7 separate regions of the Mus musculus genome follow, and all the other regions are linked to region 1. Evidence: chromatin loops called from intact Hi-C (ENCODE). Cell type or tissue: left cerebral cortex. All regions are shown on one strand.

The links. Peaks named below come from ENCODE experiments on the same cell type or tissue, not always from the same donor. Only the 100,000 strongest peaks of a DNase experiment are listed, where the experiment ranks them.
Region 2: a loop joins it to region 1, with 3 times the contacts of the local background. A loop is called at or near these places in 7 of 42 quality-filtered maps.
Region 3: a loop joins it to region 1, with 2.7 times the contacts of the local background. A loop is called at or near these places in 8 of 42 quality-filtered maps.
Region 4: a loop joins it to region 1, with 6 times the contacts of the local background. A loop is called at or near these places in 7 of 42 quality-filtered maps.
Region 5: a loop joins it to region 1, with 6 times the contacts of the local background. A loop is called at or near these places in 6 of 42 quality-filtered maps.
Region 6: a loop joins it to region 1, with 8 times the contacts of the local background. A loop is called at or near these places in 8 of 42 quality-filtered maps.
Region 7: it touches region 1 in a loop (12-fold over the local background); 9 of 42 quality-filtered maps call a loop at or near these places.

The regions. Positions count from the first base shown.
Region 1 is chr12:38,778,002-38,782,001 of GRCm38, forward strand. Etv1 (ets variant 1) reads left to right here and starts at 2,081. Exons shown (of 13, transcript NM_007960.5): 1 at 2,081-2,420; 2 at 2,847-2,978; 3 at 3,798-3,885. The coding sequence starts at 2,934. In left cerebral cortex, CTCF peaks have their summits at 770 (motif pointing left) and 2,273; DNase peaks (open chromatin) are centred at 189, 741, 1,059, 1,676 and 4 more places; H3K4me3 peaks cover 3,887 bases; H3K27ac peaks cover 3,051 bases.
Region 2 is chr12:38,598,255-38,602,254 of GRCm38, forward strand. All of the region lies in intron 23 of Dgkb (diacylglycerol kinase, beta), which reads left to right. All of the region lies in intron 1 of 4930428E07Rik (RIKEN cDNA 4930428E07 gene), which reads right to left. Among named protein-coding and RNA genes, the nearest start is that of 4930428E07Rik, 14 kb to the right of the region's middle. In left cerebral cortex, no CTCF peak of the experiment used is centred here; DNase peaks (open chromatin) are centred at 56, 2,303 and 2,857; H3K27ac peaks cover 1,179 bases.
Region 3 is chr12:38,927,312-38,931,311 of GRCm38, forward strand. No RefSeq gene overlaps it. Among named protein-coding and RNA genes, the nearest start is that of Gm34611, 22 kb to the left of the region's middle. In left cerebral cortex, no CTCF peak of the experiment used is centred here; DNase peaks (open chromatin) are centred at 1,810 and 3,245.
Region 4 is chr12:38,592,265-38,596,264 of GRCm38, forward strand. The region is part of intron 23 of Dgkb (diacylglycerol kinase, beta); the gene reads left to right. All of the region lies in intron 1 of 4930428E07Rik (RIKEN cDNA 4930428E07 gene), which reads right to left. Among named protein-coding and RNA genes, the nearest start is that of 4930428E07Rik, 20 kb to the right of the region's middle. In left cerebral cortex, no CTCF peak of the experiment used is centred here; DNase peaks (open chromatin) are centred at 363 and 1,995.
Region 5 is chr12:38,137,944-38,141,943 of GRCm38, forward strand. It overlaps Dgkb (diacylglycerol kinase, beta), which reads left to right. Exons shown (of 26, transcript NM_001361686.1): 11 at 1,462-1,550; 12 at 1,627-1,743. Among named protein-coding and RNA genes, the nearest start is that of Gm52011, 230 kb to the right of the region's middle. In left cerebral cortex, a CTCF peak has its summit at 2,287 (motif pointing right); a DNase peak (open chromatin) is centred at 2,300.
Region 6 is chr12:39,492,528-39,496,527 of GRCm38, forward strand. All of the region lies in intron 2 of Gm34923 (a long non-coding RNA gene), which reads right to left. Among named protein-coding and RNA genes, the nearest start is that of Gm34923, 32 kb to the right of the region's middle. In left cerebral cortex, CTCF peaks have their summits at 1,510 and 3,894 (motif pointing left); DNase peaks (open chromatin) are centred at 804, 1,486 and 3,885.
Region 7 is chr12:38,340,519-38,344,518 of GRCm38, forward strand. All of the region lies in intron 21 of Dgkb (diacylglycerol kinase, beta), which reads left to right. Among named protein-coding and RNA genes, the nearest start is that of Gm52011, 26 kb to the right of the region's middle. In left cerebral cortex, a CTCF peak has its summit at 2,201 (motif pointing right); a DNase peak (open chromatin) is centred at 2,225.

The sequences.
Region 1 (4,000 bases):
AGCATGATAGACCATCCTAAAAGAAGAGGCTTGTCTAGAGATGATGGACTTCGGGACCTAGAAATCGGCAATGTGTGAAAACGTGCACTAAAAGAAGCTGGGGAGAAAATGACACGGGGATAAATCCAAAGTAGAAATGACAGCTGCTGAGAGGAGACCGCTGAATAGTTTCTACACAGTGAGACAGCTTACACATTTACACAACCACGTGCTGAAGAGCAAGGAAAAGTTACTAGTCCTTTCTCAGCTTTCTTTCCACTCTCAATTCCCTCCTTTTCAGGATTTTTTCTTAGTCAGGGCACCCCGGGATTATACAATGTGAGAGTTCCATTAGCCTAGACTTACTTCCTCTCTCTCTATTGCTCTTCGATAGAAAGGTACTTCCCCTCCTCTACGGTCATTGGTACCAAGTGTGCAGAGGCGGAAAGCCAAAACAGAAACACACAGACACCTGCGCGCACCTGCAAAACAACAACAACAACAACAACAACAAAAACTTTTGTGGTTTGAGGAACTTGGGCCTTTGTTATGTATTTTTTTTCTCCTTGATCCGCCACGCCCCCAACCACGTGACCCAGAGAGATTGGGATTTTGTGAATGGAGCCGAAAGGTGGAGTGGGGGGGGGGGGGAATGGGCAACGCCCCCTGCTCGAAAGCATCCAATCCGCTGGCGGAGCGCTGCGGGGTCAGCAATAAACAACAATGGACTGGAAATCCACGGTTCCTCATTGGCTTCAGGGACAAGCTCCCGGGGCCTTTCGAGAAGCTCCGCCCTCTCCCGGTTGCTCTGGATACCTGTCCCGCTCTGGCCTCACAGAAAGGCTTTGGAAACTGTTACCGCCTTGTCTGGGGTTTGCAGACTGGCGGGTTACCCACGCTGTGCTCCCCTCTTCGGGTTGCACCCTCACAAAGTCTAGTAGCGTTCGAACGCACCCCTCGCCCGGGCTCTGATACTGTCCTCTCTCAAAGAGGACGCGCGCGGCGCCCTGACTAGGCTTGGGGCAAGCATTGTGTGTGCCCTGGAAGACTACACTTTTCCCTTGGTGAAGCGCAGAGTGGTTTTGTCATAAACTACGCTCTTTCTCGGCGGGTCCGGAGTACCAGGCGCGCACGCTCCCATTTTGATGTTTCCACCATGTTCCATTTAAGGGAAGAAACTTTCAAATAGAAATTGAGAACTGCAGCACATTGCTCAACGGGGCTAAACAGCTGCTGGAAAAGTCCTTTAGTCCCCAGCTCTGGTCCCCGCCAGGGTCTCAAGTGACTTTTAGCACCGTAAAGCCCCGGCCCCACTCCTCCCTGGCTTCCAATTCTTGGTAGGGCAGCGGCTGCAAAGGGGACACATCAGAACTAAGCTCTGTGGGCAGGCAGCTTCAGAGAGATTCTCGCTTCCAAAGGTCCCATCATTGTCCTTGTAACCCGAGCCCTCCCTGCTCTTCCCCCACTTCTTGGTGGAGGAAGTGAAATCTTCAAGTACAGTAAGTGACACCCTCCGCCTCTCTGTATACATAACAAAAGCTCCGGAAACGGCGGGGACGGGGGAGGGGTGCGGGAGGGGGGCATCTGAACTACCAAGTCCTCCCCCACCCCTCTGTGGCCACTGGAGGTTTTTTTCCCTCTCAGCACTCTCCAGGATGAATCTGATTTTTATACTTTCCTCGCCCACTCTGCTACGTACTCCTCCGGATCCTCTCTTCCAGCGCCACCTCTCCTTAGAAGCAGCTTCTCCCGCTTGCTTTCCTTACAATATTTTCATGTCCAACGGACGAAAGGAGATCATTTTTGTTGAAGATGTATTAAAAAAAATCTTATAAGCCCTATTACAGTGTTGAAAATGGAGAAAAAAAATAGCTTGGACCGAAAGCTTCTGAGGAGCAAGGCTGGAGCGTGTGGTGGGTGGACTCCGGGTCAAAGGTAGAGAAAAGGGATTGTGGACACTCGATCTGTACCCCAACCTCTACGACAGTGCTTTAAGGACATAATAATGGACCAAACAACGCTAGGAATGAGAACTGGTTGACTCGATACACTAGGTTTCAGTATCCCTCCGGTTTTAACAAAAACAGCGAGTTAGGAAGGAAGTAGTTTCCCTCGGTGGCTTTTCCTGGGTGCGGACCCTGCGACTTCTCCCAGAGTGGTCGCAAAGGCATAGGGGCGCAGGAGACCCAAGGGAAGGGGCCGAAAGCTGCCTGATTGACAGCCCGAAATCTGATCTTGTGAAAGAGACGTGGAGCCAATGGGAGGCAGCGATCCATCAGTTTGGATTGGAGGCCCCTGGAGGAGAAGTAGAGGAAAAACCACCGAATTCAGCTCTGTCAGAGGCGCTTTCGGCTTCCAAGGGGAAGTGCTGGGCAATAATTAATGTTTTTATTAAATTTGGAGGGAATTTTTTGCAGCCGTTCGCCTAGCGTGGCCTTCAGGTGGGTATTTCCAACAACTTTTTATGTCTCTCCAGATAATTGCATGGTTGTGGGTTGCAAAAACTATTCTTATGAAAGAGGTAGCTCCGTCTCTTTAGTCCCGTTAGGTGAAAAGCAAGTCTCGTTGATCGCCATTGCTAGTTTTGCCCACGTTTGCGAATCAGAGCCGCCTGGGGTACACTGACCGAGCAGGGAGCATCCAGAGTGTAAATAAATACATTGCCTCTTGTTAGGATTTTTGATACGACCGAAAGTATGTAAATTGTGAACTCTCTTGGCTCTCTTTGGATCCAGGTGAAGAAGGCGGCGTAGGGGAGGGTTATTTTTGTGAATGGGGCTGTCGAGGGTAATTAGCTATGCAAATGCAAGAGCTTCATTCATGATTTTTTTTTTTTTAAGCCTAAAAGCCATCTTGTTCCCCTCTAGGTTGATAGAAGTCCAGATCCCGAGGAAATCTCCAGCTAAATGCTCAAAATATAAAACACTGAGCTAATATTTGCGAAGAGGAGCAGAATGGATGGATTTTATGACCAGCAAGTGCCTTACGTGGTCACCAACGTGAGTGATCAGTTCGAAAGTTGCTGTTTATAAACTTGACTTGGACGGGGGTGGGGAGAGCGAGAGATGCGAAGGGAGGGGGCAGGGGGTTGGGACTGCAGACACTTTATCTGCTTTGTTGCCACTGTAGGGCGACTCTGCTTCTAGAAGCCCTATCTACAAAATGAGCTTACCTTTGAGTGATTCGGATAAGGCATAGTTTTGTTTTAAGACCTCTTCTTCTGGTTAATATGTCCACGATGAGTGCAAGAGGAGACGGAGGGCAGCAACAGCTGCACTCAAAGTTTGTGGCTGGGTTTATCTGCCACATTGAAAAGAACGAAGTTGAGACAAATGCTGACAATTTTGTGTTTACATGGGGTGTCTTGGGGGGGGTCTTCCCCCTCCCCTCTCATTTTCTCACTTTTCCCAGTTTTCCTTTGGCTTCTCTTATTACGGGTGGGGGTGCTGTCTGAGAGAATGGAATTCGCTGTTTTAATCTGGAGTTGATTCAGAAAAAAAAAAAAAGAAAGAAAAGAAAAACATTAAGCGTTTTAGCTTAATGTTTTGATGCTGAGATTACATGTAACTAGAATGAGGATAAGCAGGAGTGTTAGGACATGCTCTGGGAAGCAACTCTCCCTCCTCACTGCCTGCCGAACTCTCAGCCTGAGCCTCCACTGTCAAAGTCAGACAATATGTGTTGGAGTTCTCCTGTGAACTTTTTCTTTTCTACTCAGAGAGAGGATCCAGTAGGCTTAAGTTATGTATGCATTTTTTTTAAACGTGTGACATCTGAGGTTTATATTCTTTTAAAGGATTTTATCTTTCCCTTTGTAGAGTCAGCGTGGGAGAAACTGTACCGAGAAACCAACAAATGTCAGGAAAAGAAAATTCATTAACAGAGATCTGGCTCATGATTCAGAAGGTGAGGTTTGATTCTGAGCTGAACGCCTCTTTTTTCACTGATACTTTTTCCCCTCCAAAGGGGGACATCTTAATCTCATCGAAAAAATAGTAGACATTGAAATATGGACTGAAAC
Region 2 (4,000 bases), 180 kb before region 1:
GCGCTGGTCCACATCTCCCTCCTCTCCCTTCAGGACAGATTATTCTGAACTGCTACAACCCACACTCAGCCTGGTTTGCAGTGCACCCTCTTCTGTTCTCTCACATATGGCCGTCTGAAACAATTACATAATGAGACATATTATCAGGGCCTGCCTGTCAAGATGAAGAGACTATGAATAAATATTACCCACTTATTAGCTCCACCACTCCTGTGCTCACTGATCTATCTGTGCCTCTGAGATTCAGATTTTATTCTTATATCCCTGGTATCCTGTGTAATAAAACAACAGTGCATTACCAATACTCAGGAAAGGATTTGAAAAAAAATCAAAGGCCAGGCTGGAGCTGCGACTAGAGACAAAATATACCTACACCATGTTAAACACTGGGATCTGTCCCCTGTGTCACAGAAACAAACAAACAGAATCTTAAGTCCCCTTTGCTATTCTTAGGAAATGTGCTGACTTTTCTAAGGCTAATGATGAGCAGTTTTCTTTCTTATTTCATAAATATTGTCCATTACAAAGCTAAAGAAAAGTAGGATCTATCTCAGGAGATAAACACACATCCTAAGTCAGATATTTTTCATTTGTTTATTCAGTGTGTATGTGTACGTGTGTGAATGTGTGTGTGTGTGTGTGTGTGTGTGTGTGTGTGTGTGTGTGTGTGCGCGCATGTCACATCATATATGAAGGTCAGAGGATAATTTGCATTTCTCTCTACCATGGATTCAGGGTTTCCAACATAGGTGATCAGATCAGGGCTGGAAACAATTGCCTCTACCCTCTGAGCCATTTCACCAGCCATTGGGATTACTTGATGCTCAACAAGACATCCAGAAAGAGTGACTCACCTAGATCTCTAGGTCTGGCCATAATTTTGCCTTCATGTCTCTGAGTTGATTTTTTTTTTTACACTTGGAAAAGTGAACAAGAATTTAATGACTGAGCATAAAGGAGCATGCTAGCTGTCCTACTGCTTTTGATATAAATTGGAAACACTGCTGTTTTATGATAAATCTATATTTAGCAAATGGATCGTGCAAACCTTACATCACATGAATGTGGTTTGACACCATGGTTTGAAACAGCTGGGGGCCACATGGATGTGAATACTGACATGTGTGTCCAGTTGTTATGCCTTCCATGCCACTGACATCATTGATACCTCTAACAGCAAACTAAAACAGAAACGTTTTTGATCTGAAAGAGTTAATATTTCTCTTAAGCAGAGGTAGACAAACATTCTCATAAAGACCCATACTGTGAACATTTTTGGGATCCATGTTGTTCCTGACACAGAATTCATCCATCCTGTCTTTGGAGTGCTATATCACCACAGGACTTAAGTAATTATGAAAATTGGCTTACCAACAATGAAATTTAACATAGTTCTCATGACACAGTATATTATTGTTAAATATTTTGCACTCCTTTTATGTGTGTGTGTTTGTGTTTGTGTGTGTTACTCTTACAAAGAGACAATGCAGTGGATTTTGCTCATGAGCTACAGTTTGTTACGACTCTTCTAAACTATGCAATCAATTGCCAAGGACATCCTGACTTACAGTTTGGCTAAATTCGAGGTGAAGAAATCTTGAATGTTTTAAAAGGTACTATAAGCAGAAATAAATTCGACAATATACAGATGGAAATTATTTGTCCAAATCAGCCAAAATCTTAATCTCAATGATCACAGGCAGACAAGTGGGTCACATAGCACCAAAATTCCATCATATTATGGGAGCCAACTTTACAGCTCAAATGCAAAGTTGTTGGGTTTTGATTTTTGCTATGCCTTTTCTTTCCTCCTAATACCTAAGTAAAAGGAATATGGTATGTATTTATCCTTGATTGTGATCCTCAATATTCTACAGTTCCTAGAGAACTCTTTTCATACAAGGGCATGAAAATATAAAAGCCCAACTCCTCTGAATTTGTTAGATATATCTTCTCCGCTGATTATTAACAGTAGAATTGATTTGCAGGGTATTTTTTCCATGGAGAAGACAAATTAAAGATGAAAATCAGCAGGAGGGTGGTAGACAGTAGCAATATGGTGTGGGTGTAGACAAATCCCTGTGATTCATAGAAAAGTTAGGGCTCACAGATCAGCTCTGTTGTGAGAAACTGCCTCATTTGTAGAATAGTTCCCAGTCTTAGCTCATTAGAAAAAAATGCATAAAGTCTTACCTATTTTGGAGCTGAGCAGTACAAATCACAGTCCCAAATCCATGTTCCTTCTGTGTGATGCACTTTCTATTACCTTGCACACATCTGGGCTCTCAGCACCTGCCATGATGCCACTTTCTGGTTGACATATACCTAAGACATGTGAACACTAACACCCAAACTATGAAGCCAAGCACATTTGAGTGCCGGCTACAGCTGAAAGAATATGTTTCTATTCCCTGTCCATCTGTTCTTGGCAATAGAAATTTAAAGCTAAAAACAGAGAATAAGCTTCTGAGAAACAAGTCTAAATAGGGTGAAAGCAGAAAGATGGATGCCCTATGGTTTCGAATCTAAGCCATAGCTTGGTGATGCAGGTTCTATAGCTGAAAGGTTGTTTTTATTTGGGACTGCTTCCTGCTGCAACTACAGTGTAAAAAATTTTAAATGACATTCTTTTAGCATTCAGTTTATAATACGTTAGTTTGGCCATATATTCTTGTTTTAAGTGCTGCTGTTACACTTTCTAATGATCAGGAGTCTAGTTTTGGGGGGGTTGGAGTGCTCTTCACTGTGGTTGAATCCCATTGAACATGAGTCATTAAGAATTCAGAACTCCGAGCTATCAAACACTCCTTAGTAATGAGTGAAAGCTCTCTGTACAAGATGGATCCCACACAAACACATTTGCTTCTCCTCAAGTTTAACATTGACTTTACGGAGCTGCCAAGCATTTATCTTGTGTAATCACTGTGGCTTCCCACTGTGTGCCACCTCCTCCAGACTTCCTTTTGCCATTAAAACAGTACCAAATTATTTATTTACAGCTACAAAATACACCAAGAACTTAACAAAGAATACCACACTGAGCATGTTGGCATGTGCCTTTAATTTCAGCAGAACAAGAGTATATCTGTGTTTGAACCCATCCTTGTCTGAATATCAAGTTCAAGGCTACCATGTGTACACATAGGAAGAAAGAAAGAAAGAAAGAAAGAAAGAAAGAAAGAAAGAAAGAAAGAGAGAGAGAGAGAGAGAGAGAGGGAGGGAGGGAGGGAGGGAGGGAGGGAAGGAAGGAAGGAAGGAAGGAGGGAGGGAGGGAAGGAAGGAAGGAGGGAGGGAAGGAAGGAAGGAAAGAAGGAAGGAAAGAAGGAAAGAAAGAAGGAAAGAAAGAAAAAAACAAAAATAAAAATAAAAAGGCAAATGTGTGGTCACCACAGTATAAGCATCCTGTCAGAATCTCAGCACTCTGTTCTATAAATGAGCTAATACACTCTCAAAGTGTGGGGGCATGTTACCCTGAGAGTTACCTGGTTGGAGGAGACATGCTGCTTTCTGAATGACTACAAACCTTTAAAAGAACCTGTGACTTACAAAGTGCAATGCTTGCAAGAAATGCATCTATATTGGTATGCATCTCCTGAGCATAATACCAGGGTACAGTGTTTATACTTCAAAGTGAGCGGCTTCAACTTTGCCATTATCATTTTCCTTGGTATGTGAAGATTTAAAAAGTGAACCTGTGAATTTCAGCTTCTTTGTGTTGGTTTAGAAGAGGTATTGATGAGGCTTGCCTTGAGGTATATGCTTAATAGATACTAAAATGGTGGCACCTAGAAGTTCCAGTGCCTTTCTGGCGTTTCTATTAATAATAAAATGATGATGTTTGCAATATGCTAGTTGTCTTATCTGATCTTAAGTATCATTTTTGTAGAGTATATATATTCCTTAACCTGAGGAAATATTTCCAAAAACTTCTATCATTTCTTTAACTTCAACACTTACCTGGTATACAAGCCACTTGATAAAATAAGACTCCATCTTGATA
Region 3 (4,000 bases), 150 kb after region 1:
GCCACACATGATTAATGAATCCCTTTGTCTCTTAACCAGGAGTTTCCTGTCTTCTGCCACCATCAATGAAGCAGAAACAGGCTAACTTATTAGTTTAAAATATGATAAAATCAAATTTCACTTCTAACAGCTAGTTGACACAATTTGCTTCCCAACTACTGCAGAGTCACCCAGCATCTTGTGTTTCTTCTGCTGGCTAAAGAGCTTCAGGGACACAGAAGTTTGCTATTTTATTACATTCCATTTGTTGTCTAATGAAACAGTGCACATATTTCAGGAAGTCATTAGCACTCACTGTTTATTGATTGAATTAGTGAAAGTATCAATACTGCCTGATTTAAATGTTCATTAGAAACCCTTAGAAAGAAATGGACATGTTTTATGCCTGAAATTCTGCATCAGCAAGAACTTTAATGTTTTTATTGTGAGGATTAAATAAGTCAGATTTTGTGAGGTCACACTTAGCTCACAGATACTCATAATTAATTGAATTCTTCTCCACCCCTTCATTTCAAATCACTTATTTCTTAAACTATATATAAAACTACTGTTCTCTGGACTGTTTTTCTCATATGAAGAAGAATTGAAAAATAGTTGCAGGATTTCTTAAAATGGTTTACTTTGGTAAGAAGTAGAGTAAAATAAAACATTCATATAAACTAAGTTTAAGGCATAGCTGCCTCTCTTGATTTCATTTGTGTGTGTGTGTGTGTGTGTGTGTGTGTGTGTGTATTTGGGGTGTAGGGGTGGGGCAGGATTCTTTCGAGGTATTTGAAACCTCGGTTCTCACACTCGCAAGTGCTCTACTATTAAGCTATAGTCCAGCCCTTCTCTTACTATCTTAAGTATTGGTATCATTGCTAATATCTGTAATTAGCAGAGAACTTTGTGTATGAAATGGCATTGGTAGATCTTCTCCTCTACTTTTGTTATACATTTCAGGAGCAACAATGTTCATAATGCACGAATCTTATAACAGTAAAGCTAGTAAGATTTTAGGTTAATAGTTGTTTTCAGAAGGTAAAAAGATCTGTAGTTACATAGAGACATTCAGTAATTAAACTGTCTCTATCCCAGAGGGATTGATTCCATGAACCCAATGGATATTGAAACACACTAATTCTGAAGTCCCTTGTATAAAATAATATAACATTGCCTGCAACCATTGTGTTCCCTCAACTTACTTCAAGTCACCTTTAGACTATTTAGAAAAACTAACACAATGATGGTGCTGTATGCATAGTTTTAATATTGTATTATTTAGGCAATGGTACTAGAGAGATACTGCACATGTTCAATGTGGATACATTTTGCTTTTGGGTTGGCAGTTGGTCAGGGAGTAACACTTGTAGGAGTACAACTTGCAGATATAAAGTACTGATCATTCTTGTCATTTGAAACTCCCTGTTCAAGCCTTATTGCCACCTAGTCTCCGTTCCCATAGCAGGCACACATAGTTTGATGGCTCTGCCCTAACAAGGCTTTAAAGTAAGCCATTGGGTATGAAGCAAGTAAAAACATCCAGCGTGATGGGTTTGACAGACTCTGAACTAAGAGCTGAGCTCCTTGGTTTTGGAAGGGCCGGACCCGTTTTGGTTTCAATTTTCTAATTTGTGGTAAGGAATACCTCAAGATTTAGTCAAGGATTAAGCCTGTGGTTTAACTTCCTTCTTCCTAAGAGTATGAAGTGTTTGAGTCAAGCCACCAACCCGTATCCCTGCAGATGAAACCTATTTGCATTTCTCATGCGTGTAAGCCCAGTAAATGTGATTGCTTCCAGCTCACTGCCACAGCACCACTCTGCTGCCATTCTTTTACCAAATAACGAAGCCTCAAACAGAGGCTCCGTCTGTGTGCTAAACAGGAAGCATGACTCACGCCTGGAACCCAGAGAGCCAGCAAACTGCAGCCGTGCTCTTAACTGGCTAAAAGGTCTGTTACCATAGCTTTGTAACATATATTCTAAGTGATGGCCTTCCCGACAGGCTTTCATAGGGAGCCTGGTTGAGGGCTAAGCAGATTGTTTTCGTTCCTAACCACAGCACCCTACTGGCCCTAGTGGAAGGCTCCTCACGGAATTTGATCTTTACTCGTTTGGCATCTGTGCTTATGTATTAGAATGTTTTTCTGCTGTTGTTAAAATGTCAACAACCAACCAACAAAAATCCCACGACAAATTATACCTCACATTGGTTTAGATACTTCACTCATGTATAAGTTAATGGATTTAAGGCAATGTTTGATGAACAGGTTTGGAGTTTTGTGTTTTTTCCAATAAATTCTTTTTTCCTTGCCTGTTAGTTCCTTCGTTTTGTTACAGGAAAATAGTTTCAGCTATGCCAAAATGCCCCACTCTAGCTACTGGGTTTGCAATACAGACCTTCTACATTTATGCAACTATAGAAGAAAAATACCACACTTTATAGTATGTATGTCTCTTGAATAATCACTAATCACCAGGCCCTTTTGAATTGGTGCAAAGTGCAGGCAGACTGAACCAGGCTACTTAGCACTCTTACCTCATTCCTTGTCTCTAATCTGAGATAATGCGGTGCCATTCACCAGTCACAGAGCCCCACAGCATGGCTCTTAGTTGGTGTTAACACAGATCAAAAACACAAGGCCACTGCCACATGAAATCTAATTTAACCCCTGAATTCAGGAGGATTGTGTTGGGGACTTCAGATTCACAAAAATTGTCATGTAACTTATTTTTTTTCCTTGTTCTTGTGAACTCTGTTCACTTCTGTTTCATGGAAGATCTTTGCAACGAAACTGCTCCTTGATTTCCGGTTTGTGTATATCCTTACCCCCGTCCCCCCACCCCTTCAAAGTTCTCATCTTGTCTCTGTAACATCAGAACCAAAAATAATTCAGTTGCTTTAAATGCCATATGGAATAAATAAATGTTTCTAAACAGATCAAATTAAATTCCCTGTAAAACTTCTCAGCATTGGTTGCTCTGATTAAATATGGAAGAGGAGCAAAAGCCACAGCATTGGCGGGCTTATAAAAGAGAAATGAAAAGAATCGGAAAGCAAAAGACTAAAGTCAGTTGGTGAATTGGAAAGTGATGTAGTATTGTTATTTTTATAACTTCCCAGATTAAAATAAAAACTACGGGCTTGCAGCTGAAAATTATCCGGTCATCACAGCCTGGCAGGGTACAAGGGCACATGTGCTATGTGGTTGGAGAGAGTGGCTATTGGGAGTCCTGCACTACATATGGAAACAGCTATATTTGGAGGAAAATGCTATCAACCAAATAAAACCCAAGGAACAAATTTTGAGCCAGGAAGCACTGTGTCCCAGGTGTTGAAAGGGAATCAGAAAAAGAGGAAGAAGAGATGGCACTTTCCAGACTAGAGCTCTTTCTGTTAACTAAAATATTTCTTTTAAATATAGGAACCCAGTTTTAAAGGAAGGACAATTGCATTAGGCAGAGGGGCTGCTTCTGAGCAACGCTGTCTACCAGGGGTGAAGAAGCAGTGACTAACAGATACTGTGTTGCTAATTTTTCTGTTACCAATCACGAAAGCCAAAAAGAAGTTATTAAACATTATAATTTTAATTTGTATATAAAGTATCGGGAGAATGGAAAAGTATTCATATCAGGCAGAGCCAATATGCCAGGTGGTGTGGCTTTCCATCACCCTTTCTCCTGTGCTTTGAAGTCTCCTCTACATTAAGAGTGTGAATATCTCTTGCGCGCCGGACTCGACCAGCAAGAACGACGCTGCAACAGGATCCTTCTGCACACGTTTATTGGGAGAGCTTGATTGCAGAGGCGAAAAGACCCCGAGCCCAGAACTGGTGCTGCTTATATAGGCCTAGGAGAGGCGTGTCTCACACCCGGATTGGTTATGCACTACGCCTCATTTGCATGTTCCTCATCTGATTGGCTACTCTCTCTCTGTACCTCACAGAGCCTCATTATCATACCTCATTTGCATGTCTCACATCTGATTGGTTATACTCTCAAAGCCTCATTATCATGCCC
Region 4 (4,000 bases), 190 kb before region 1:
TGACCCCTAGATGAAGAGCTACGAAAGAGGGAAAATTTGTATTTGCTGGAGAAAAGACTCCTAAATTGTTATCTAGTGCCAAGTGTTTAACTCCAAAAGCATATATATGTAGTGGGTTTGGCCTAATGCTGCCTGTATTCTAATGTTAATTTGGGTCTCCAAAATTGTTTGCATGAGAGAGTTGCACACCCTCACATAAGATAGTGAGGGATCCTGTGTCTAGTTGGTTCTGATTGGTAAATAAAGACGCTAGCAGTCAATGGCTGGGCAGGGCAGACAGAATTGGAACTTTTAGGATTTCCTGGGTTTGAGATTGGGGGTTGGGGGAAGGAATCCCGCTATGCTGTTGGAATGTGAAGGAGAGGGAGAAGTCTAAGATTAGAGCAGGACAGAAAGGCGGTCATGTGATGGAGCCAGAAGAACTCTGCCCAGAGCAGCCAAAATAAAACACAGAATTTAGCAAATTTTAACTCGGAATTATCAGTGGGAGGTAGATACCATCAGTAGTGGAAGTTAGACAGTAGCCCAGCTATTGTGCTGATTAAAGCATAACAAAGCAAAATGCTGTGTGTGTGTGTGTGTGTGTGTGTGTGTGTGTGTGTGTGTGTGTGTGTGTGTTGTTTTATTCGGGAACGTAAAGCAAAGCATTGTGGTGGGTAGCGAATCTGTTTTTGGGATTTTTTTAGTTAATTAATTTAACACATATAAGCAAACTTACTAAACAAACTTGGTATGTATTCATACATTTATTCATTATTATTAATTATAAGTAAAAAAAGAGGTTATGAATTTGAAATGGAACAAGAATTTAGGGAGGTTGGGGGCACAGAAAAAGGAATGAAGGATGCTATAATTTTATTTTAAGTAAAATAAAAAATATATTAAGTTTGTTCAAAGCAAAGTTCTGCCTTCAATAACACATTCAACTCTGTGTATGAGGAAGTGTCTTTGGCTCTCCCTTTCTTCATGGGAATTGGAAGTTAATGAACTATAATAAATAGCTACACTATGTCACTGCTGTTGCTATAGGTAATAGTGTCTTAGTCTTAGGTCTCTACCTACCCCAAGAGACTTCTACTATACTTCACAAAAGCTAAGACATTAGTTTTTAAGAAAGGTAAATTCTCAGGTGTTTCACATCTTGACAGTTGTTGTGTAGTTTCTTAATGAAAACTCCTATTCTCTAGGCCAACTACCACTTTCTAATTCTTACTCATTACCTCTGTTCCCTGAATTCAAAAGTTTTGTGTGTGTGTGTGTGTGTGTGTGTGTGTGTGTGTGTGTATTCTATGCAGAACAAATTCCCTTTGTTGTGTGCAAATTAGCACTCCTGTGTGAATCTGTTTATCCTCAAAAACTTGCTTTAATCCTTTGTTAAGGAATAGGAAAATGCTGAATAGATGCTGAGGTCAACTCTAAAATTGCACTGGATGGTTCATTTCTTTGACCCAATACCCACACATTTTGAGCCCAATGTTATAAGTTTATCAGTCCAAAAGTCTCATTTGGGTTTGGGGCAGACTAGGTCTATTTCAGACATAGTGACCTTAGTTGGCTGTATACATGAGGGAGATTCTGTGACCCATTTAAGCATCTGCTCAATAATTCGCACCTTGTTCGATGGATGCCTGTAAGTGTCAAACCAAAGCTGTTAGTAGGTATTCTTTGAAATGTGTATTTCAGCTCTACACTCACTATTTAAAAAAACAGACCATTCTAATAATTTTTTCTAATAAAGTCAATACTTATTCTGTAGTTTTACCTGAGAAAGAGAAAAATAAAAGAATAATAGGAAGGGCTTTCACAGGGGCTTTAAACTAGCTAGTAAAAGTGGCACTCGGAGCAAACACATTAAAATTCTATTTTCCTTTACAAGTGTTTGGTGCAGATGACCCCCACTGATCTTAAATATATTTCTGTATCTCTAACTGAATAGAGGTTTTCCGTACAGCATGTTCTAATGGCACTCTGGCCTTTAGCCAACAAGGCAGTGAATAAGGCTATTTTTAAAATACAGAAGCTGGGAACAGCTGCAGCAATCAAATTTGATAAAAACAGAGAGGAACTTTGCTTTTTTTTTCCCCTAACGGTTTGTCCAAGTTTAGTCTTCTTTCATAGAACTGCCTTTGTCCTGTTGTATGAAGGGCTACAAGACCAATACAGTGAAGCCCTTTTAAACAAATAACTTCTACAAGAATACAACTAAAAAGAATCATTTTCCTTTGTCCCAAGGATATCAATGCAGTGGTGTTTTGAACTTTTTTTTTAAAGTTTTACATTTTGTATGAGCATTCAGAAGAAAAGTGAAGCACATGAGTGAAGTCTACGATCAGAAAAAAAAAAAATCCCCAGAACAATTCCTTAAAAGGGAAGATGTAAAGTCCTTTGTTTCTTAGTGTTAAGAATGTTTGCTCTTGAACATCTCTTACCATCTCCAGTGTTGGAAGCTAGGGCTAGAGATCCTTCCAGGGGCTCAGTTTGCTCCTTGCATTAATATTTGTCAGCAGCATGCTGAACTTTTCTAAACTCTGAAATCATATCAGTACTGAGACTTTGCTGAGATAATGAATTGCTTTGTAAAATATAAGAAATTGTCTAACTCCTTCAGCAGGTCTGCATCGAATTGGCTCATTTTTCCCCTGTGTTTTTGAGACTCAAGATCTTTAGAAACTTGCAGTACAAGAGTAACAAATACCATGATATTACTGGACACTGAGAATTTGTATAGTGATAGGTGGTTAGTGCTGTCTAGGTGTTGCCTATGGAGAATGAGTTTTTCTGCTAACTCTGTAATTGACATGGAAGAAGATATTGTATTTCTTTTAAGTATTTACAAATGAAATTAATTTAAAATCCCATTCAAATAAAACTACTTGTGACAACATTAATCCAATTTAGTCCAGGGCAATAGTACAATTCTTTTTCTGTAGACATAAGGTCATGAAATAAAATTACCTTACAACATGGGAAAGAGGAGGGGGAGTTAGCTACAAAATGGAAGGAGTAAGGTTTCCATAAGACTATTCTTATTTGTTAACAGGCAGCCCATTAGATAAGATCGTCCATCTGTCAGCAATCTGTTATAAGCTTTCAAACAAATAAGACGAACCCAACAGGAATCTTCCCTGACCAGTATAATTCTTTCCTAGGAGCATTGATGAGTCAAGAATTGTTCATCTTTGTATAGCAGGTGTTGCTTCTAAGAAGGGAATTCATTTTTTGGGAAAACTGACTTTTCTTATCTGGGTTCATGAGGAGATATTCACTGTCTTTCATTAAAGCAAAAGTCCTTAAGCATTCACATGAACACATCTAATACACATACGAGAGAGAGAGAGAGAGAGAGAGAGAGAGAGAGAGAGAGAGAGAGAGAGATGCACATATACAGTTTTAAATAGGAACAATTATATTCTCAGTGCATAGAACCTTAAAACCAGTAAGCTTTCAAGGGATCTCTGGCAAGATACCAGATTTCAGGATATAATCCTATATTTTGTTGGCATTAAACATTCCAAGTAAGAAATTGTTGGAATTTGATTCTGCTTAGCAGTCTAACCTTTTCTGTGAAGACAAACTACCAGAGGAGGAAGATTTACTTTTGACCAGTGATGCTTTTATGCACAATCACTCCAGCTATAATCAAGTCTTTCAATCACTTACTAGAATATGCAATATTTATTTGTAAGCAGGATAGATTGAATATCGAAACAGCTCTGATATACAGAGAAACACTGAGTAAAAATCACTATGTTTCATCATTATATTTTGTCTTTGACCTCTCATCATTGAGTTTATGTGTTCAAGAGACCCATGCTATATATATATATATATATATATATATATATATATATATATATATATATCCCCTTTGGTACTAAAATGAAGGAAAGCAGAAGTATCTCTTTAAGTTCTACATTTTTAAGAAAATAACTAATGTTCTTCATTCTTCTAGAGAGTATTAGAAAATACAGATAGTGCTTTTAAAGGGCCACTGGATTTG
Region 5 (4,000 bases), 640 kb before region 1:
TAAGCCAGGTGTGGTGGCACACGCCTTTAATCCCAGCACTCGGGAGGCAGAGGCAGGTGAATTTCTGAGTTCAATGCCAGCCTGGTTTACAAAGTGAGTTCCAGGACAGCCAGGGCTATACAGAGAAACCCTGTCTCAAAAAACCGAATATATATATATATAATGTCATAAATGTATATAATTTATAAATGAATGGGATCTTTTTAAGGTTATATAACATTTATGAAATATCACATAAGAGAAACATTTCTGATGGTCATGTTGGAAGGTCCAGATATACTAGAATAATCTCCATGTTAAAACAAACAAATAAAACAATAGCAACAAAACTATCTCAGAACTTCTATAAATTTTTAAGGGTGTGAATATTTTGAGGCAGATATAATTGACTGAAACAAGATAACTTTCAAAGAAGAGGAGTGGTATAGTAGAAAGGATAGGTTTTTGCTGTTTACAAAATGGTTATTAGGGGAAAACTCATAATATGAGTACTACTATAAAATAAAATAAAAGATATGTGTTCTTCCTGGCTGTGGTCAGAACTCACAGACAGGATATCTTAGAGTTTTATTAATAAACACCATAAGCATTACATATATTTCATTCATATTTCAAGAAGTAGATTTTTAAGTTGTTGGTCTATTTCGTTTTAAACACTTTTTCTGTATATTTATGAATTCTGAAGTGGAACGGTCTTCTCATACACAAGTGCATGTGACCCCTACTAATATTCAGAGTGAAACCACAAGACGCAGAGATGCACCCCAAGTGTGTTTTTGTTTTGTGGCATAGATTATATACATACATTTATACATACATTTACTAGTATGAATGTTTTTTTCATATATATTTTTGTTTCCTGGCGCCATATGTTGCCTAGTGAAAGTGGTTGTTTGAAGAAACAATATCATGATGGAAAATGAAGGATGAATTTCCCTGAAAGTCTGGCACGGATGATGGAATCTATTCTCCAGCAGTAGACAAATCTACCATTTAAAGTTTAGATAAGCCAATAGACAAAGCAGTATTAAGCACACAGACATTTACTCCCATGCCTGCCAGCTGCTCTCATGCCTATACTTTATGAAATATAGACCTCTTCCTTCTAGCAAATGACACAAAGCCACTTGGCAGTCATCAATTTGTCTTTAATATTTTTGTCATCTGGGAATTATTGTGAAAAATTTGAGCAAGGACTGATTTAATTAAGCATTTCCTGTTCCTGCTACGCCATGACAGAGGAGCCTTGCCTTCTCATATGCATACTATTTCCTGTACTAATTGGCCTTTTGCATTCCATGATAAAAACAGCCGACTTGGACTTTTTTCCTTGATGCGGCTGATTGGATTGATTAGAGAACAGTGGATGCGAAATGAGCATCTGTTAATGCCACTCTTCCCTCGTAAATGTGCAATCAGGACCAGGGTCAGCTCTGAATCTGTGTACCTGTTTCCTTTCAGTCTGCAAGTACACGGTCCATGAGCGCTGTGTGGCCAGAGCCCCGCCCTCCTGCATCAAGACATATGTGAAGTCCAAGAAAAACACAGACGTAAGTCTGGCCACACAGGCTTTCCACATGTGTCACTATGGATAGCGCCTCTTACTGCCCTGTTATTCTGTTCTAGGTCATGCACCACTATTGGGTCGAAGGCAATTGCCCAACCAAGTGCGATAAGTGCCACAAAACAGTGAAATGTTACCAGGGCCTGACGGGCCTGCATTGTGTTTGGTGCCAGACCACAGTGAGTACCATGACAGCACTGTACCGGAAGGCCATCAATATTGGAATAAACCACCCAAAACCTTGGGCGGGTGGTGGTGGGGTGTTCTAATTTCACCTGCCAGAGAATCAGATGTGTCCTCATAGGACTAAGGATTTTAGAGATGGTGACTTCACAAGCTTTTACAGAAGGGCCATTGGAGTGGGTTCTAGCATTTCCCAGGAAAGCAATCAGAAACCACAAATGAGAGTGGGCAAACAGAAGAGGGTCATTACTGCCACACAAAACTATTTTCCCATGTATGTTCCTTACCTCCAGGTACTTTGTGAACTGCGACACAAGAGGTCTTGGTGTAGTAATGATTAGGGAAAAAGCACACTGGCCAAAGATTTAGGATACCACCTGGTTGACTGTCAAACTGCTTCAAATAAACTTGGGAATAAACATAGTTATTATATGGCACTACTATATCTTTTTAATTTCTGAAATTAGCATAAACAAACATTTCTTCCTTTTGAGCAGAATAGCTTCTTAGTTCTTCAGTTCTTTGCATCCTTTTACCAGAATAAACAGCAGAGGGCACTGTAATAGTTGGCAAATCAGGTTATGGTAGAGCTACAAGGTTCTGTCCAAACCTACAGGTTAAAAAGTATTCTTAAATGACACAAACAGAGAGAGAGAGACAGAGAGAGAGAGAGAGAGAGAGAGAGAGAGAGAGAGAGAGAGAAATAATTTAAAAAAATCAAGTTGAGTTATATTTCAAACTGAAATTAAGTGTTTGCAGATTTGAAGAGTTTGGTTATTATAATAAAATGTAAGAACATATCAATGCTCAATTTTAAAAAAAAGACCATAACAAAACAATTATATATATTAAAAATACATTTGGGAAACTAATTAGAAGACTATGTAATTTTTCTTGTCCCAGAAGCCTAGTTCCAGCCCCACAGCATTTTACACAGCATATCTTAATTTTAACATAGGCTAAAATTTTAAAATATCAGTATTGACTTTTTCACTTTTATCAGATTTAAAAGCAATATATTGAATATGTTGTGTTATTATTTTTACTATTCTTATTACTACTACTATTATTATTAGATTTTTTTTTATTCCTTAACAGATAATATTTATGAGTGCCTATTAAGCTTTAAAGACAGGAATTAACCTGCGTGGTCTGTAGCCCCAAGCTCTCCGGGGGGGCGTGGGGGAGGGTGTCAGAAGTTTGCTATTCGAGTCATTTCTTCCTCCCACTTTGTTTCCTGGAGTTTCTCTGAGTACTTTCAGAATTCTAACTTAGAGCAACAGTAGGGTCACCTTTATTAAATTTATTAATTTTGTGGCTAGTGTCAGAATATATTCACCTGAAAATATTTATATACTTAGTATTATTCATTGCTTTCTTGAGCTGCTTTATGGAAACGTTAGCCTAAGACTGTCCCTCAACTAAAGGTGCCTGATGTGACAGATCTCTAAAGAACCAAATGTCATCTTCACCCTCTTGGAGCCAGGAGAGGGCAGGAATGTGGTGCTGCCTGTAATGGGCTTTTTAAGGAACCACCTGAGTAGATTCCAAGAGAAATTTGCTTAAACAGAAGATCAGAGAATGAAGCAGAGCTGCACTTCAATCTTCCTCCAAAACCTATTGCTCACTTAGCATGACTTGAAATCACAACTTGAGAAACGCAGAGTACTAACATGCCCCGAGTCATTTATAAACTGTGCCACTGTATCCATTGATTGCCTCAGTCTGGGACAATATTCTTACACTGTAAAATAGAGTTGATAATACCTAACCAGTAGGATTGTTGTAAGGATTAAATGGGTAAAAAGTCAGTGTAGATACGTTTACAACTGGAGCACATACTTAGTAAATGCTTAGTGACTATTCTATCAACTTAGTGGGCAATACTTAAAATGAGATGTGGTGCCTATTGTGAACCCTGGTGTCCATGGGGCATGTCATGTGTAAAATTCAGGGTATGGCAGTCTCATCTTGGTAAGGATTTATAAATGAAAATTTCCCAGGCAGGCCTAGTCAGAATGACAGCTTGCATCCTTAAAGACCATAGGAAATTGTGTGGCTTCAAGCATCACTAACTTTTATGTCAAGGTCCATAGACTTGCATTTTCAAGAGCAACTCCTCAACTCTTACCCTGCTATTTACAAGTGCTGATCCTCAAATGATGTTTCCAGTTACTATGCGAGTTAGAAGTCAGGTTTTTCTTGTCTTTCACATTTTTCTCCTTCATATAGCCTAGTGCTAAGCCCTTACAT
Region 6 (4,000 bases), 710 kb after region 1:
AGTGAGAAAGTTAAAAAAAAAAAAAGTTACAGGTTTCCATACAGTTGGTGCACATTGTCTGCTCTGGCACCTAAGGACATCCCTATGTATGCTCTCACTGACCCTGTGCACAGATATTCTGGACCACAATATTACACACAAGTGCTACAACACACAGATCGCATTTCTACCACAGGACAGTTTCCAAACCTGAATACTCTGCAAACGAAAGTCACAATATATGAAAGCATAATCTTTCTGGTTCTATCTGATAGATCTGTGTTAAAATAAAATGACAAATAATCTTACCACATGATTTTGACACATGAAAGTCATAGATTTTTTTTTTTTTTTTTGTAATTTAGCAACAACAAATAATACTAGGTGCTATCTTTTTGCAGAACTCATCAGACATTTAGGAACATTTAGCCTAATGCAATTCTGCTTTTCTCTATGATATTACATCTGTAAAGTTACTAAGTTCTTAACAACAACAACAAAAATTAAGCAAAATCTGAATAGAAAAAAATAACATATACTAGAATATAGGTAAAAAATATGAAACCTTTATAATTAAATATCATTTGAAACAATTGATAACTTCAAGGCTTTTTTTTAGTACAGAGGCTTTTTGGTGGCATTTAATAAAGAGAAAAACCAAGGGAAACAACACACGACTACTGGTATAGTTGAGACGCTTAAGCAACTTTGACTGTGGTGCATACATATGGTGTTATGCTTTGAGGAACACTGAATTATCTTGGCAGGAGTTACTTTTCCATTCTTGGACAATAACACTGGAACAACTTCCCAAAACATGCAGCATCTCCTGGCACGCACACCCCGTCCGTCTGCCCATTTGTTCACAGAGATTCTTTCTCTTTTCCTGCAGAAATGAGTTGCCCGTGTAGAGATGAAAACAGTGGACCAACAGAACCAGAATTAGGGCTTGCAAGAGCATCCTCCATTTAGGTCGACTGCATCTCTGTCATCGACTGACAAGTTTTTTACATGATTTCTAAAACCTCTGCCAGTACAATGCTCTTGTCACACTTACATTTCTCTAATTTTCCATAACTGATCAAAAATTGGTAAAACTTCATCCATGAAGGTTAGGGAATGTTATCTCAGTGCCATTTAAAATACTTTGAACAGTGCTTTCCTTCACAACTGCCATTAAAATAGCATGGGCCTACAAGAGTTCGATCCCACCCTTCTCATTCTGGGCACTGTGTTAATTTCCCCCCATTCAGCTATTCCAATATAACAAATGGGCTTTATCTCCTTGGATCAGCTCCTTCCTCTAATGCAGACAACTTAATGGATTTTAGGTCTAAATAGAGTATGGCTCGTTTCTGAGTATTAATTTCAACTTTAGTTATTGTAGAAATTATGTCCTCTCATGACGTGAACGACGCTGACCACTAAAACAGAGTGGCCTAATATATAACCCAAATTAGCAAATTTTGCCTAGGCAGCAAAGTTTAGTTGGCTCTAGTTTCCCTCTTGACAGGTCATTTTCAAAGCAAGTTCCCCATCTACTGGCAGGTCCCCATCATGGTTCTATCTTCCCATTGCTAATTTACTATATGCATTCGAGTAATATCTTTAAAAACAGTTAATTTTCTCTTCTCATCCCACTCTATGTCATGGATGCATGTCAGGTTTATTTTCTCTGTTAATGTATGAATTTGACACCTTCAAATAGTCAAAAGAGAATTCACTTTTGATTGTTGTTGGAATAAAAACAAAGGAGAATACTGGACATAAAAAGCTGCCTGTAAATTATAAACATGTTGTTAGTAACATACAAAGGGAGGCAAAAATTGCTTGCACAGGTTCCCTTTATTGTAGAACTGTACCAAGGAACATAATGGGTTTCCCTGTACTTAAAGCCATTTGTAGGGTGTAGGCCCTCATTCATGTTTCTCATCCAGTATTTGAAGATGGCCTCAGGGTGATATTTCTCACCTAGATGTACCATTTGATTAGGATCATCTTAGCCTCCTTTTCTACCCACTGTTACCACTAAAATATCCTCTTACAGTTGTCCCAGTGGTTCCTCTCTTGTTTTCTACTAATGCATAGGTCCTTATAGAATTACTGGATAAAAAAGGTATATCATTGTCCATGAAAATATTAAGCATTAGTGGAGATTGTATGAAAGTGTTTGTTATTATCACACAACTCTGTCCACCTGCTATTTCTATCTGCAAATTTCTGACATAGAGTTCTTCATTGTTCTTGTTTCTTGCACATCAATAAACAACAACAGCTACAAGACTTGGGGATCCCTCTGGTGCCACAAGAGTCCCCCCCCCCCCAAGTTACAGAATTCTGGTTTCTACAATGTAAATATTCTAATCTTTCTATTTTATAGGTGAGAAATATGAGAGTCATGAACAGAAAAAGTAGGCTTCCAAGCAAAACTTGGATGCAAATGCCCATCTGCTACTTAACTGCTTTGTTGTCCCTGGCCAGTGATGATGTTGCTAAGTGAGCACATTAATTCTGCAATGTAATAACATTACATTGTGAACTACGTATATAAAGATACTCATGATAGTAGGCCCTGAGTGACAGAAAAAATGAAAACAGTTTCATAGTGAGTTAAAATGAAAAAACAATGAACTCATCTTGAGGCAAGGTTTACTAGCCCAGGGACTCAGGATAACAATGTAGAATCAGAAAAACAAGTGAAAGCTGTGTCTGACCAGGTCTGTAGTAATTATCTGATTTCTCAACAAGTAGAAAATTTAAGTGTAATTAGTTAATTGAATAAATCTGTATTACTCCTCCAAGGAGTAATTCTGGCCATTGTTAAAATAGTAGTTATCAAACACATGATTATAAAATCATAATTACAGTTTTACCTGTATCATCTCAGACAGCTTAAAACTATGTGAAAAATATTCCAGCATATTGTTTTCTCCGGCTTCTACTCAAGATAAGTTTCTAAGATAAGTACTCAGTTGCTTCAAAGTAAAATTGACATCTGAGGCCCAGAAGGTGCATAAATCAGTATGGTAAACTATTTAAAAAAGAAAAAAAAATAATAACACGGGTGTTTTGTGCTAGGCTGTTGCTCAAGGCTCTCTGAGAGTTTCCAGAGAGCCACATGGTTTTGGTGAAACACATTCTAGTGTCTGTATTCACTGATGGACACAATGTCAGCTAATAACTCACCTCAAAGGACATGAATTGAAATGTGCAGTAAAAACATAGACACTACGAGCTTTATCCAACACAAATCTTTCCTAGTGAATTTCTCTTTCCGTTGTATTGACTTTAGAACACTATGGGTCTCAACCTTTATTATGCTGCAACCCTTTAATACAGTTCCTTGTATCGTGCTGACTCCCAACCATAAGATTATTTCCTTTCTACTTCACAGCTGTAATTTTGCTACGGTGGTGAATTATAATGTACATACCTGATATGCAGGATGTCTGATGTGTGACACCCAAGGAGGGGTCACAACTCCCTAATTGAGAATGACTCCTTTAGAAAGTCACTGCCCCCATCTCAATGTTTTGAAAATCAATAAACATTTCTCAAACCAAAAAGGAGAGGTTTTAGTAAATAAAAGAATAAACCATCATAACAGCTGTTTCAGCCTCATCGTGGAATCTAAGACTCCTAAACTTACTCTGTCAGCTAAACAATCAGCAGGTTTTAAGAACATACTTATCAGGATGGACACGTGCTCACAGCTTTTCAAACCCAACACTGATAATAAATGATATTTTAAATACAGTAATACAATAGTTCTTACTTATTCAATATTTAGAGCACTTCCATTAGGGCTTTTTAAAAATGCCTATAACAGCTTTGAATATAAAAGAAATTTGGTGGAGAAAACTTCACAGAACACTTGCCAATAATTTAAAAATTTTAAAAGGTCAATCGTGCCACCTAGTGGCTACAGATGGGAGCCATGGTTTGAAAGAAATGGTTTATGAAATCTAAATCATGTAAGGGTTTTGCATTGTGATTTTTTTTCAAAATATAAACAATGTAA
Region 7 (4,000 bases), 440 kb before region 1:
ATTGATCAGAATTAGTTCTAAAATGGAAAGGAAACATCATTTTTTGAAGTTATTTCTTTATCATTCTTATCATTATTAATTATTTTATTTTTTTACATCACAAATAGTGCCCCCCATCCCGGTTCCCCTTTGCAGAGTTCTTCTCCCCGCCCCATTACCCCTTCTCCTTCACCTCTGAGAAAGCGTTTCTTAAATGGCTAAAATTTCTGGAAAGATTTAGAAATTAAAGGCATAAAAACCTTAATGTGAGCATCACAGTCCAGTTTCTCAGGAGGACCCACCTTCTGACTTTGCCCTCTGGTAAGAACCCTTTAATAGTGATTACCAACCAGTATGTACTGTTGTCAGTAGTCGCTATTTCACAACATTCTCACTGCCGCCAAACTCTATCTTCCCCTCTCTAATGCATCCATTCTTATTCCCAGGACTCTGATTCTCCCATGCTTTCCTTGTCCTACTTCTGTGACTGTCATTGGAAAACCTGAGCTAATCATTAAGACCAAACTTGTAATCATCCTTGGTGAACAGTAAGAAGCAGAAACCCTCACAGGGGTGCAGACAGCTGACCCCACTCCGAAGCTGACTCCTGAGTACTTACGGCCAGGTGTTTGAACCGCAGAGCTTGCCCATCCTGTAGTGACAGAAGGCCTAAAGCAGACAGCAGATCTTTACCTTTTCACTTAATAAATCCCTTAATGATGGTTTGGAGTGTTGCTCAGTTGGGAAAGTGCCTGGCTAGCAAGCATAAAGCCCAGAATCTGATCTTTATCTGCCAAGTAAAACGAGGTGTGATGGTGCACGTCTATAGTCCCTGCACTTGGGAGTCAGAGGCAGGAAGATCATAAGAGCAAGGTCAACCTCAAGTATATAAGATTTCAGCCAGGCGGTGGTGGCACACGCCTTTAATCCCAGCACTTAATATATATATATATATATATATATATATATATATATATATATATATACACACACACATATATATATATATTATTTCAAACCCAAACCAGTGTGTGTGCATATACATTAATGTGTGTGATGTATGCTTGTCTCTGTGTAAAATGTATATACATATATATTCGTATATATGTGTTAGTGATGATACATTCTGTCTGTCTGTCTGTCTCTCTCTCTCTGACACACACACACATCTTCACTAATGAAGTGTTATGGAAGAGCAGATTTTATGAAGTAAGACTAAGGAAATGTAAGGAAATGTTTTGATTGTTGCCTTGCTGAAGCTGAAGAGAATATGTCTGTGAAAAACAAGAGGCTGGAAATGGAAGTATGAACATGCAGAATGGATGAAAGCAATGCCAAGCAATAAGTCAATACAGAGGAAAGGCTCCCTATGGGGTGATGATGACAATGACTAGACCAGTTTCCTATCTGTTGGATATGAGATATTGATGCACCATCCATACCAATGCTACAGATAGCAAACCAATTGAACAGTCATTAGGTAATCTGCATGCTGGAGCCGATCACCTACTGCCATGATTGGGTCACTTTTGTCCCATTATTTGCAAAACTGGAGTGATTCAGCATGGAGTGAACTTAGCATGGTCTAAGTTACTTAACTTAATTTGGTTATTTTAAATATAATTGATGTGTTATGTTCAAGTTATCCACTTAATATCATTGCTAAATTATATTTCATACTTTTTGAAAAAAATTATTAAGTTTACTTTGTGATTGTTCATTTTTAGTTGATATATCAAAAACAATGTATTTGAATTATTTGGTTATAGTTTATTTAAAAGAGCTTCTTATTAATAAAGAATAAAATTAATCAAACATTTCAGTTATTTTAATATAATTAATGTAGAGATGTAATTTAACTGTGATCTTCAAGGTGTAATTGTATATACATTTTGGAATTCAATTTAAAATATACATTTTTAGTAAGTTCTCAATATGTAAAAGAGAGTGAGGATATCAGAAAGGAAGGGTTGAAGGAAGGAAGGGAAGGGAGAGAGGGAAGGGAAAGAGGGAGGAAGGGATGTAAGGAGAGAGGGAGGGAAGAAGAAAGTGGGAGGGAGGGAGGGAGGGAGGAAAGAAGGAAGGAAGGAAGGAAGGAAGGAAGGAAGGAAGGAAGGAAGGAAGGAAGGAAGGAAGGAAGGAAGGAAGGAAGTCACTTTTTATAAGTCTCTAAAAGATTTTTAATACGTTGGTGAAATTGTAGAATGCAGCCAGCAGAGGGCGAGAGCGCATATGCACTCAGCATTGCTGTAGTTCAGCCTGCTAGAGAATGTTGGATGAGTCCTTGCTGAATATGCTCACTGGCAAACTCATTGTTTGGTTGTTGCGTTGCCAGGACTTAGATTATTTACATCAGTAGTCCTTCTCATGTGGAAGTATGCAGTTCTTCTAACGAAGTGTAATCTGAGTTGTGTTTGAATGCCAGCCAGTATGCTTGAGAGTCTGTAATAAAGCGCCAATGTCTCAGCAGTGTGCAGCAGGAGGGCAAAGGACATCAATGCACCCCACCCCACTGACTAATTAAAGAGCTTTGATCACATTGGATGAACAAGCCAGCCTTAACACGTGGAAGGAGCTTTGCTGCAGTCAAACTGAAAGTCTTAGGGTTGATACACTGACTTAATTGTAGATTACTAACTATTAAAAAAGCCAAAGTATGAGATTATTTTCTAATTGGAACAGAGTGTATTCTTTAAAATGTTTCTTACTTTTTGTAAGTAAATATATGGAGAAATTAACTATATCAGCATTCCTGTGACACACTATGATGCTAAATTTATTTCCAATATAATTATAATTTTAGAATAATATTTGACAGATTTTAATAATATAATAAATACCAACTTCTATTTAAGTATATCTTTACATTCTATCTTTGATATGTTTGTTATTTCAATTCTTCTTGTATAGCCATTATGAAAGCAAGCAAAAAGTTTTAACACAAAAGCAAGCTACTCGCAAGCAGAAACTGTGGGCTACTGTTCATTGGAGGTGATTAAAATACTATTTATTCTAACAATGCAGGTTCTTTTCCTACCATTTATCAGTATGCTGTGATCTCTCCTTATTGTGGTATACAGCACGCTCTTCCATTTGTGTGTATTTGCACATATGATGTATCTATGTGGTGTGTGAAATCTGCTTGCTTTTAAAAGCTGGTAGGAAGCACATTTGCTTTTGATCTTCTGTGTTGTCAATGCTGTCACATCCCTTTGTGATCCGACACACTGAGCATGTAGTAAACACCTTAAAAACCTGTGGGAAGTTCATTTTAATGTGTAGCAGCATGAAGGGTTGCCATTTCTCTTTTTCATTCAATGAAGTTCTAGAGCAGTGTTATTAGCAAAGATGACTATTATTTCAAAAGTGACAAACCATCCCACTGGTAGGATATATTAGTTTACCTCTAAAGCTGTTCCTTGTCTTCCACAACAAGGTGATAATTGGGTTTTCAGATTAGAATAAAATAATCATGTCACTTATGGAGATGTCTGCTAAAACATATTGCAGCCTCATAAAAATTTGAAACAATTAAAAGCTGCAAAATATGAACTCTTAAAGTGATTGGAGCTGCTATCCCAAGTTAGTCTAAGACTGGCATAGCTCCCCTCTAGAAGGCTAACAGTTGGAGAAACACAGTAAAAGGCAGTTAACTTTACAAGATGAGCACCCATGTGGAGTTTCGCTAGAATATCCGCTCTGTGGCATTTTAATAGGAGCTGCAAAAACACAACTTATAAAGCCAAGCCACTAGTGACTTTGACTTTCCCGAGGCAGACCTTTTCAACTAGCTTGGGCTTGATGATAACACATTGGCCTAAGGCTCTGAGCATGGCTTCTCTCACTTTAAATAACCAAAGGTAATTTCCTCTCCTTAAAATTCACAGGGTATTGAAAAATTCCCTAAATCCATTTCCTGAATCAAAATGGAGACTGTTCAGTGCACATTCATTTCAGGTGCTTTTAAATGTTCTGACTCAATTACATTCAGTAGAGAGGAGAATGCTTGGCGGTGTCACAT